2 separate regions of the Homo sapiens genome follow, and region 2 is linked to region 1. A link is an interaction called in ENCODE POLR2A ChIA-PET data of the cell type or tissue named here. Cell type or tissue: PC-3. All regions are shown on one strand.

Region 1 (4,000 bases):
AGGCTGTTCACACCTCTCTTAGCTGGCATCTTTCTGGCTCTCTCACATTGATGCCAGACATTCTGGCCCTTTTCCCTAAGTTATTTAGATTCCTTATGACAATCCTGGATTAAAGCTAAGGAGGACACTGAGTCCCAGGGACAGGGAGTGATTTGCAAGGTCTCATTGCAGGTAAGAATCAGAGCCAGGGTTTGAATCCTAAGTTAGCCTGTCGCCTACGCCTCTGTTCCTAGGCAGGGCAGGCATTATTTTACCCATCAAACAGGAGAGGACACCGAGGCTTACTTGGTAATTAATCAGCATTCATAGAGATCTTTACTTTTTATGAAGCTCTTGGCTATACATTATCTCATTTAATTCCCACAACAATCTGGTGAGGTAGGTATTAGCCCCACTGTATAGATGAGGAAGCTGAAGCTTGTATAGGAAGTGACTCATCCAGGCCACTTCCTACGAGTTAGAGGCCAGGTTCTCCTGACTCTCGGCCCCTGTTTTCGGCACTGACTCCAGGTTGGCATGTCCCCTGCCAGATGCCAGTATGGAGGTGAGGTGGGTGGAGGACGCGGTGTGGGCTTTCGAGAGGCGTGAGCTGCCCACAGTCTCTGTCTACCAGTGCTTCGCCATGTACGCTCAGGGCCTCCTCTCCATAGGCCAGGGATCCTCCTGCCCCTCTCTCTATCTCATTGCCCCAAATTATTTTTCTTCATAGCTCTCGTCGCTGCCTGATGTTACATCATACATTAATACGTAGGTGTTTTATCTCTCCCTCAGCAGAAGTTAAGCATCCTAACTTAACTTTAGCCAGTCTGACTTGGGCATCCAGGCCTATAGCTGCCTCTGAGGCAGGACATCATCTGCTGTGCTCACTGCTGTTTCCCCAGGGCTAGTATTAGCGCTTAGTACCTTGTATGTGCTCTATGCCTTGGGTCTTAGCTCTGTCCCCACCCACCTCACCCAGGAAGCCACCTTTGACTACTCATTCCAACTTCTTTATTCTCAGCTTCTATTTCAGGCAGTCACTCACCCCCCTTTCTGGGTTCTTGAGTATTTGGGTCTGCCTCATTAGAACTCCCTGCAAGGCTTTGTTCCAGCAGTTTCCCCCAACCACAGTGCGCACTTTCCTCCTGTTTGACCCCTAGATCTTGTCTTCAGGGCCCTGGCGAAGCCTCATGGCCTCCTTGGAGCCTCCTCTGCGCTACCATCACTCTGCGACCTCTTCTTGTAACACAGACCTGTGGCCATGAGCCTCTGGAAAAACTCTGCTTGCTCACTACATATACTCCTTCCCACTCTGGAGATGGGAGGAGCAATGCCAGTAGCCACCACTTAATCACCTAACAAATGCCACATGTGCCTTAAACGTTTTAAAATTTAATGTTCCTGGCTGGGCGTGGTGGCTCATGCCTGTAATCGCAGCACTTTGGGAGGCCTAGGCGGGCGGATCACGAGATCAGGAGATCGAGACCATCCTGGCTAACATGGTGAAACCCCATCTCTACCAAAAATACAAATAATTAGCCGGGCGTTGTGGCGGGTGCCTGTAGTCCCAGCTACTCGGGAGGCTGAGGCAGGAGAATGGAGTGAACCCTGGAGGCGGAGGTTGCAGCGAGTCGAGATCGCACCACTGCACTCCAGCCTGGGCGACAGATCGGGACTCCGTCTCAAAAAAAAAAAAAAAAAAAAAATTTAATGTTCCCCAAAATCCTGTGAGGTGAGGATTATCACCCTCATCCTATAGATAAGAAAACCAAAGCTAGAGTTAGGTGACTTGCCCGAGGTCACAGAGCCAGGCAAGGGCAGAGCTGGCCCAGGGCCCTCTTTCTCAGATTTAGGGGGTTGGGGCTCAGACACTGCTGCCCTCAGGCATGTGAGAGGAAGCCCTGAAAACTTGGGTTTCATCAGCCCCGAGGTGTGGCCTTCCTGGTCACTTTGATATCAGATATTGGGCAAAGAGGTGCTCACAGACACCCTTCAACACCCCAGCCCTGGGCTGGGCCCTGGGTCTGAGAACTGCTTGAAAGCACATGGGTTGCGGGGGTGGAATCCAGTCTCACTAGAACATCCACATGAGACTTTGAGCATGATATGGGCAGAGGAGGGAGCTCTCCTTTGCCAGGATATGTTCCTGAAGTCCAGGTGTGGGCTGGCGTGTTTGGTGGGGCCAGCGCTCAACAGCGTAGCATTGTAGAGATGATGAGGGACTGGGAGCCTGAATACCTTCTTTAAGTCCTGGCTCCCACACCCTGACCTCAAGCAAGTGATTTTGCCTCTTTGGGCTTCACCTCACCTCAGTTTCCTTCTCTGTGAAACAGGATTGCCAGTTCTCCCCTTGCCTACCTTCCCAGAGAGTGCTGTGGGACGGTGAAGCCCCACATAGGCGCAGGAGAAGGGGATTGCTTTCCGGGTGGTAAAAGAGCTGCTCTGGGCCTCTCTGGCAGCTCTACTCCCTCTGCCTTCCCCAAAGGTAGGAGCAAATGAGCTGTGTGTAAAGCAAGTGCTGCCTGGGAGCAGCCATTTGAGTCTTCTGTTGGGAATCTTCCCCTACAGCCTGTCTCATCTGCCCCCATAAAACAGAGACATCTGTAGGTAGCAGGGTTGTGTTCCCTTTATAGGTGGAGAAACTTGTACCTAGGGAGGGCAAAAGAGGCTCATCCCCCATCTCTGGGGTCAGTCCTCAGTGATGGGGCTGGTTTTGCCTCCTGCCAGGCAGCCCAGTCTAACTTGGGCATCCAGGCCTATAGCTGCCTCTGAGGCTGCTCTGGATTTGCTTATGGATTTGCTCAGCTATGCAGTAAACCTCTATGAGCCCCTCTTACCACAGATGAATCAGGTACCAAGTCCTGGCACCCATGCGTCACTGGCAGTGGGATGGCCAAGTAAAGTGACATTGGTGCTGTGGGAGTGTGCAGAGAGAGTGCAGATGTGGTGAGGGGGCAGATAGGAGCAGGGACTTGGCTGGATGCTGAGGCTCCCTGGTGGCCCCACCCAGGAGTCAGGAACAGTCAGACTGGGTGTGAAGGTGGTGGCATGTGGTGGCATCTGATTGCAGCATCGGCATCCCCACCAGCTTCTGCTGGACTCCTCCCAGCCACAGCTGGGGCAGAGGAAGTACTGACAGCCAGGTGGCAAGGACTGGCAGTGTTTTGGGGGTGCCCAACTGAACCCTCACTTCCCATCTGCCTGAGCAACGGTACCAGAACTACTGCAAGATGGTAAGCTCTAGGTCCCAAATACCCTGACAGGAGTCCTCAGGAGGGTGGGTGCCAGAGATCACAGACTTCACCCTCCTTACCCCCATTTCATAGATGGGGAAACTGAAGCCCAGAGAGGTGAGGAGACTTAGCATGGGAGTTGGTGGCAGAGCTGGGTCTAGAAACCCAAGTCCTGCTGCCACTCTACCTGCTGTAGAAGATGCCTGCTCCTGACCCACCCCTCTGAAGGAAAACAGATCATTCATTTCTCCCCTTCCCCTTCCAGCTCCCCACCACTGCCCCCTGCTTTGTTGTGGGGAGCAGAGAGAAGGAACTTGGGGACATGCAACATCGGAGCAGATGCAGGCCTGAAGGTTGGGCCTGAATTGGGTTCAGCTTTGCCAGCATCTGGCTGAGTGACCTTGACCCGGTATCACCATCAAAATAGGGTGTTGGTGCCAAACTCACAGGAGTCCAAGTGCCTGTGCAAGGGCATGGAGGGTCTCCCAAAGCTTTATGGGCCTCTTGTGCATCATACCTTTCACTCAGCCCTGCATGGAGGGAACTCCGGGGGCCTGAAGAGTGGCCAGAGCACCTCCTTGGGGCTGGCCTGACAGGGCACTGGGGATCCAGATATGGATCAGACCCAGGCCTGGCCTTCGGGCAGCTTCCAGTGTGATGGAGAATCAGCTTGTAATCAGCAGTTAGAACAAGGCCAGAGGCTGTGGGAACCCTGAGGAGGATGCTCTTTTGTTTCTCCATTGTGCGGGTCTGACTTTATCTTCAAATAGGTTATTTCTGTGGGTGGC
Region 2 (4,000 bases), 230 kb after region 1:
ACACAGTTGATCAGGCAACTTACTTTACAGGTATTTTATGTATTGATCATGTTTCTTAAGTAGTGCAAGAAAAGAGCTGGTGCCAGGCAAGGTGTCTCATGCCTGTGATCCCAGCACTTTGGGAGGCTGAAACAGGCAGATAGCTTGAGCCTATGAGTTTGAGACCAGCCTGGGCAACATGGTGAAACACTGTCTCTACAAAAAATACAAAAATTAGCTCAGCATGGTTGGGCATACCTGTAGTCCCAGCTTCTCAGGAAGCTGAGGTGAGAGGATCAGCTGAGCCCGGGAAGGTCGAGGCTGCAATGAGCCAAGATTGTGCCACTGTACTCCAGCCTGAGTGTTAAAGTGAGACCCCGTCTCAAAAAAAAAAAAAAAAAAAAAAAAAAGAGAGAGAGAAGGGTAATTTCATACTATAGCTTTTTATTTGTTGTTTTTACTTTTTTTCTTACAGTCCAACATATTGGTTTTTGAGGTAATTATAATATGTAATTGTGAGTGAAATATAGAATACTTTTTGAGGAAATACCATCCAGATCTTTCTTGAAATCAAATTGGCCTCATTAAATTGACTGTGAAATCTTGGTCACATTACTCAGACTCTCTAAATATTGTTTCCTTGTTTATAAATAGATATAACAGTATCAACCTGCTAGAGTTGTTAGAATAAATAAGGCCATTTGTAGATGCCTAGTGAATGATTATTTGTACCCTTTACATTTCTTTTTTTTCAAAGACAAGGTCTTGCTCTGGTGCCTAGGCTGGAGTGCAGTGGCATGATCAGGGCTCACTGCAGCTTCAACCTCCCAGGCCCCAGCAGTCCTTCTACATCAGCCTCCCAAGTAGCTGGGACCGCAGGCATACGTCACCAAGCCAGGCTAATTTTTTTATTTTTGTAGAGACGGGGTCTCCCTATATTGCCCAGGCTGGTCTTGAACTCCTGGGCCTCCCAAAGTGCTGGGATTATGGGAGTGAGCCACCACTCCCAGCCCCCTTTACATTTCTTAGCATGGTACTAATCACACACAGTAGCACTCAGTATATAGTTAGCTTGATTGATACTATTTGGAGATAGGTCAAGACTTACGGTAACTATTATTTATGCTTCTACTTCTGAGTTTCTGTGGCCTATTACAGACAGTATAATCTTTCTTTGGATTAATTGTGTGGAAATAAATGTTACAAAGCATGCAAGCATATATTTTTTAATAAATGTATTTTTTCTTTCCTCATTAGAGAACTCTTCTTGAAGACTAATGCTCAGTTGACAATTCGTTGCAGGCAGTTACTCTCTGAGCTTTCCTACATTTACCCTATTGATTTGGTAAGTTTCAAATTTTCTGAAAATATTTTTCGTTTTGAAAAGATGATTTCTGTATGACATTTCCTCTCAATGAAAAAACTCATTGCTTTAGGCTTAATCATATGCTCTGTCATGATTCATTCAGGAGCTAATGTCTATTTAAAACATAGATTTAGACTTGTTTGGCCTTAGGTCCTACTATTTCATTTATATCACTTTGGTGGTGGGATGCACTCATCATCTGAAAGACTGCCAAATTATTTTTGGTTTCTTTAGGATCTTTTTACTTAACCACATTATCCATTATCACCACTTTTTTTTTTTTGAGACGGAGTTTCGCTCTGTCACCCAGGCTGGAGTGCAGTGATGCGATCTTGGCTCACTGCAAGCTCCCCTTCCCGGGTTCACGCCATTCTCCTGCCTCAGCCTCCCGAGTAGCTGGGACTGCAGGCGCCCGCCACCACGATGCCTGGCTAATTTTTTTGTATTTTTAGAGAGACAGGGTTTCACCACGTTAGCCAGGATGGTCTCGATCTCCTGACCTCGTGATCCACCCACCTCAGCCTCCCAAAGTGCTCGCATATCAGGTGTGAGCCACTGCACCCTGCCCATTATCACCATTTCTGACATACACATGCAAATATATGTGCACTGCTTTAAAAATATGATTGATAATTTTCATGTATTAGTGTTACTTAAGATATTCCTGGGGTAACTGTCAGGCTGTTAGGTTTTTGAGCCTAGTTTCTTAGAATGAATGAAAAAAGGAAAACTTCAATAAAATTGATTAGGATTATTTTTCAGAGAACTAAATCTGCTAAATTTGATAGTTTTCTTTTTAATGAAAATTTGTTTAAAAGACTAATTTTCAGAGAAGAAAGCTAATAGGATTTGAGTTTGCTTATAGAATCTTATTAAACCATTTATATATGTGAATGAAATAAGGATATTTTTATGATGATAATTTTACATGGCTTTTTCCTTGGACATGATGTCTTAAATGTTATTATAGAAAATTTCAAGTATATGTAAATGTAGGGAGAGAGTAGAATGAATCACCATGTACTCATCATCCAGCTTCAACAATTATGATAATACTTGGAGTTTAGAACAGTGTTTTGAGTCAGCACCGACCTGCTGATCTGAGATTTAACTTAGAGTTTCTTTGCTTTATTTATTAATTTTATTCTTTAATTAAATTCACAGAATGAACATAAGGATTACTTTGTATGCGGTGTCAAGTTGCCTAATTCTGAGGACTTCCAAGGTATTTTATTTTTTATTTTGAAGATTTGTTATATATTAATATATGGAAATAGAATATCTTGAAATGCTGGTTGCCTAGCACTTTATCCAAAGGAATTTTTGGACTTTCTGTCCTTTCCCAATTGCAAGTATGTATATCAGACTCCTTGATGGGAGATAGAATGTTAGGTCTGATCATAGAAAAATAATTACTGAACCTTATATTAGAAATTTAAAAGAAAATAGTTTTTAAATGGGCTTTAAGCAAATTAGACAGTCAGGTTCTTAAGAATACAAATAATCGCCCTTCCTTTTGGTTTGATTTTTATGAAAAATTTGTGTATGGTTGGGAGCAGAGGAACAGCAAACAAAATCTGTTCTGTTATTATTTAGAAAGTCATATTACTGCTGACCTGAAAAGTATTTGAAAATTTAATTTTGTGAAGTTTCCATTACCACAGGCTTAATTTGTTATACTATCATTTCTGTTATCTTTTAACTAAAAATAAAGAAAGAAATTACATTAAAGGTATTATAGAATATGATCCTTAGTAATTTCTATATTTTAAAATCTTTTGTTTTTCCTACTCTGCAAATATTCCAAAGAATTTATTTTCTTTGGCATATCAGTGATCATTTTTATTGTTAGCCAAGTGGGTTCTTTTCCCTTAGCCTAAACAATGCTTTGAGGCCTACTAAATATCTTTATAGATTATTCCCAAGCCAGCGTTTTATCTACTTGAGAAGTTACTAAAGAAGAGAGCATTGCTAGTTTTGATCAGGACTTTCATTTTCTTATAAAGAAGCTGTTGTTATTGGTGATCATTTAACATCTAAGAGTGTTTTGTTACCCTGTTGGGCCCTTACCTGTAAGTACTTTGGACGTGATAAAAGGAGAGTGATAAACCAGGAGTTGGAAAACCTGTGTTCAAGTCCTGATTGCCCCTGTATAAACCATGTAATTTGGAACAAGTAATGTAACCTTTGAGTTGATTTCCTAATTGATTGAATGAACTATTAATTTATGCCCTACCTGTCTTATATGATTGTTGTGGAAAATAAGTGAGGTATACCAGTAGCTATAAATGCATAAGATTTTGCCTAATCTTTAATACTCACAAAAACAAAGGGATCCTATAAGGAAAATGGTATTCAGTGACTTGCTTGAGGCCACAAAACTAGGTAATAATATAGCTAGGATTTGTCTGGTTTCCATTTCATAGTGCTCCCTCAGATATCTGTAAGACATTCACAAAAATGTGTTTTGATATTAATTTTAGGCAAAGTTGTGGTATCTTGAAGCCCATGGCGCATCATTTTCCTCATTGATTCATTTAGTAAACATATTGAGTACTTTTGTCCCGTACCAGTTTCCTGGGATACAGAACATTATTCATTGAAAAAAATGTTCATTGAACACCTAAATGCCAGGCACATGATGCAGAAAGTAAA

Evidence for each region. ChIA-PET counts read pairs that join two places held together with the same protein. Peaks named below come from ENCODE experiments on the same cell type or tissue, not always from the same donor. Only the 100,000 strongest peaks of a DNase experiment are listed, where the experiment ranks them.
Region 2: POLR2A ChIA-PET joins it to region 1 with 5 read pairs; 3 of 35 experiments call an interaction of 5 or more read pairs at or near these places.

The regions. Positions count from the first base shown.
Region 1 is chr11:75,777,171-75,781,170 of GRCh38, forward strand. The region is part of intron 1 of DGAT2 (diacylglycerol O-acyltransferase 2); the gene reads left to right. Among named protein-coding and RNA genes, the nearest start is that of DGAT2, 10 kb to the left of the region's middle. In PC-3, no CTCF peak of the experiment used is centred here; no DNase peak of the experiment used is centred here.
Region 2 is chr11:76,006,298-76,010,297 of GRCh38, forward strand. It overlaps UVRAG (UV radiation resistance associated), which reads left to right. Exons shown (of 15, transcript NM_003369.4): 10 at 1,237-1,324; 11 at 2,510-2,570. Among named protein-coding and RNA genes, the nearest start is that of UVRAG, 190 kb to the left of the region's middle. In PC-3, no CTCF peak of the experiment used is centred here; DNase peaks (open chromatin) are centred at 1,534, 2,394 and 3,954; H3K4me3 peaks cover 1,179 bases; H3K27ac peaks cover 4,000 bases.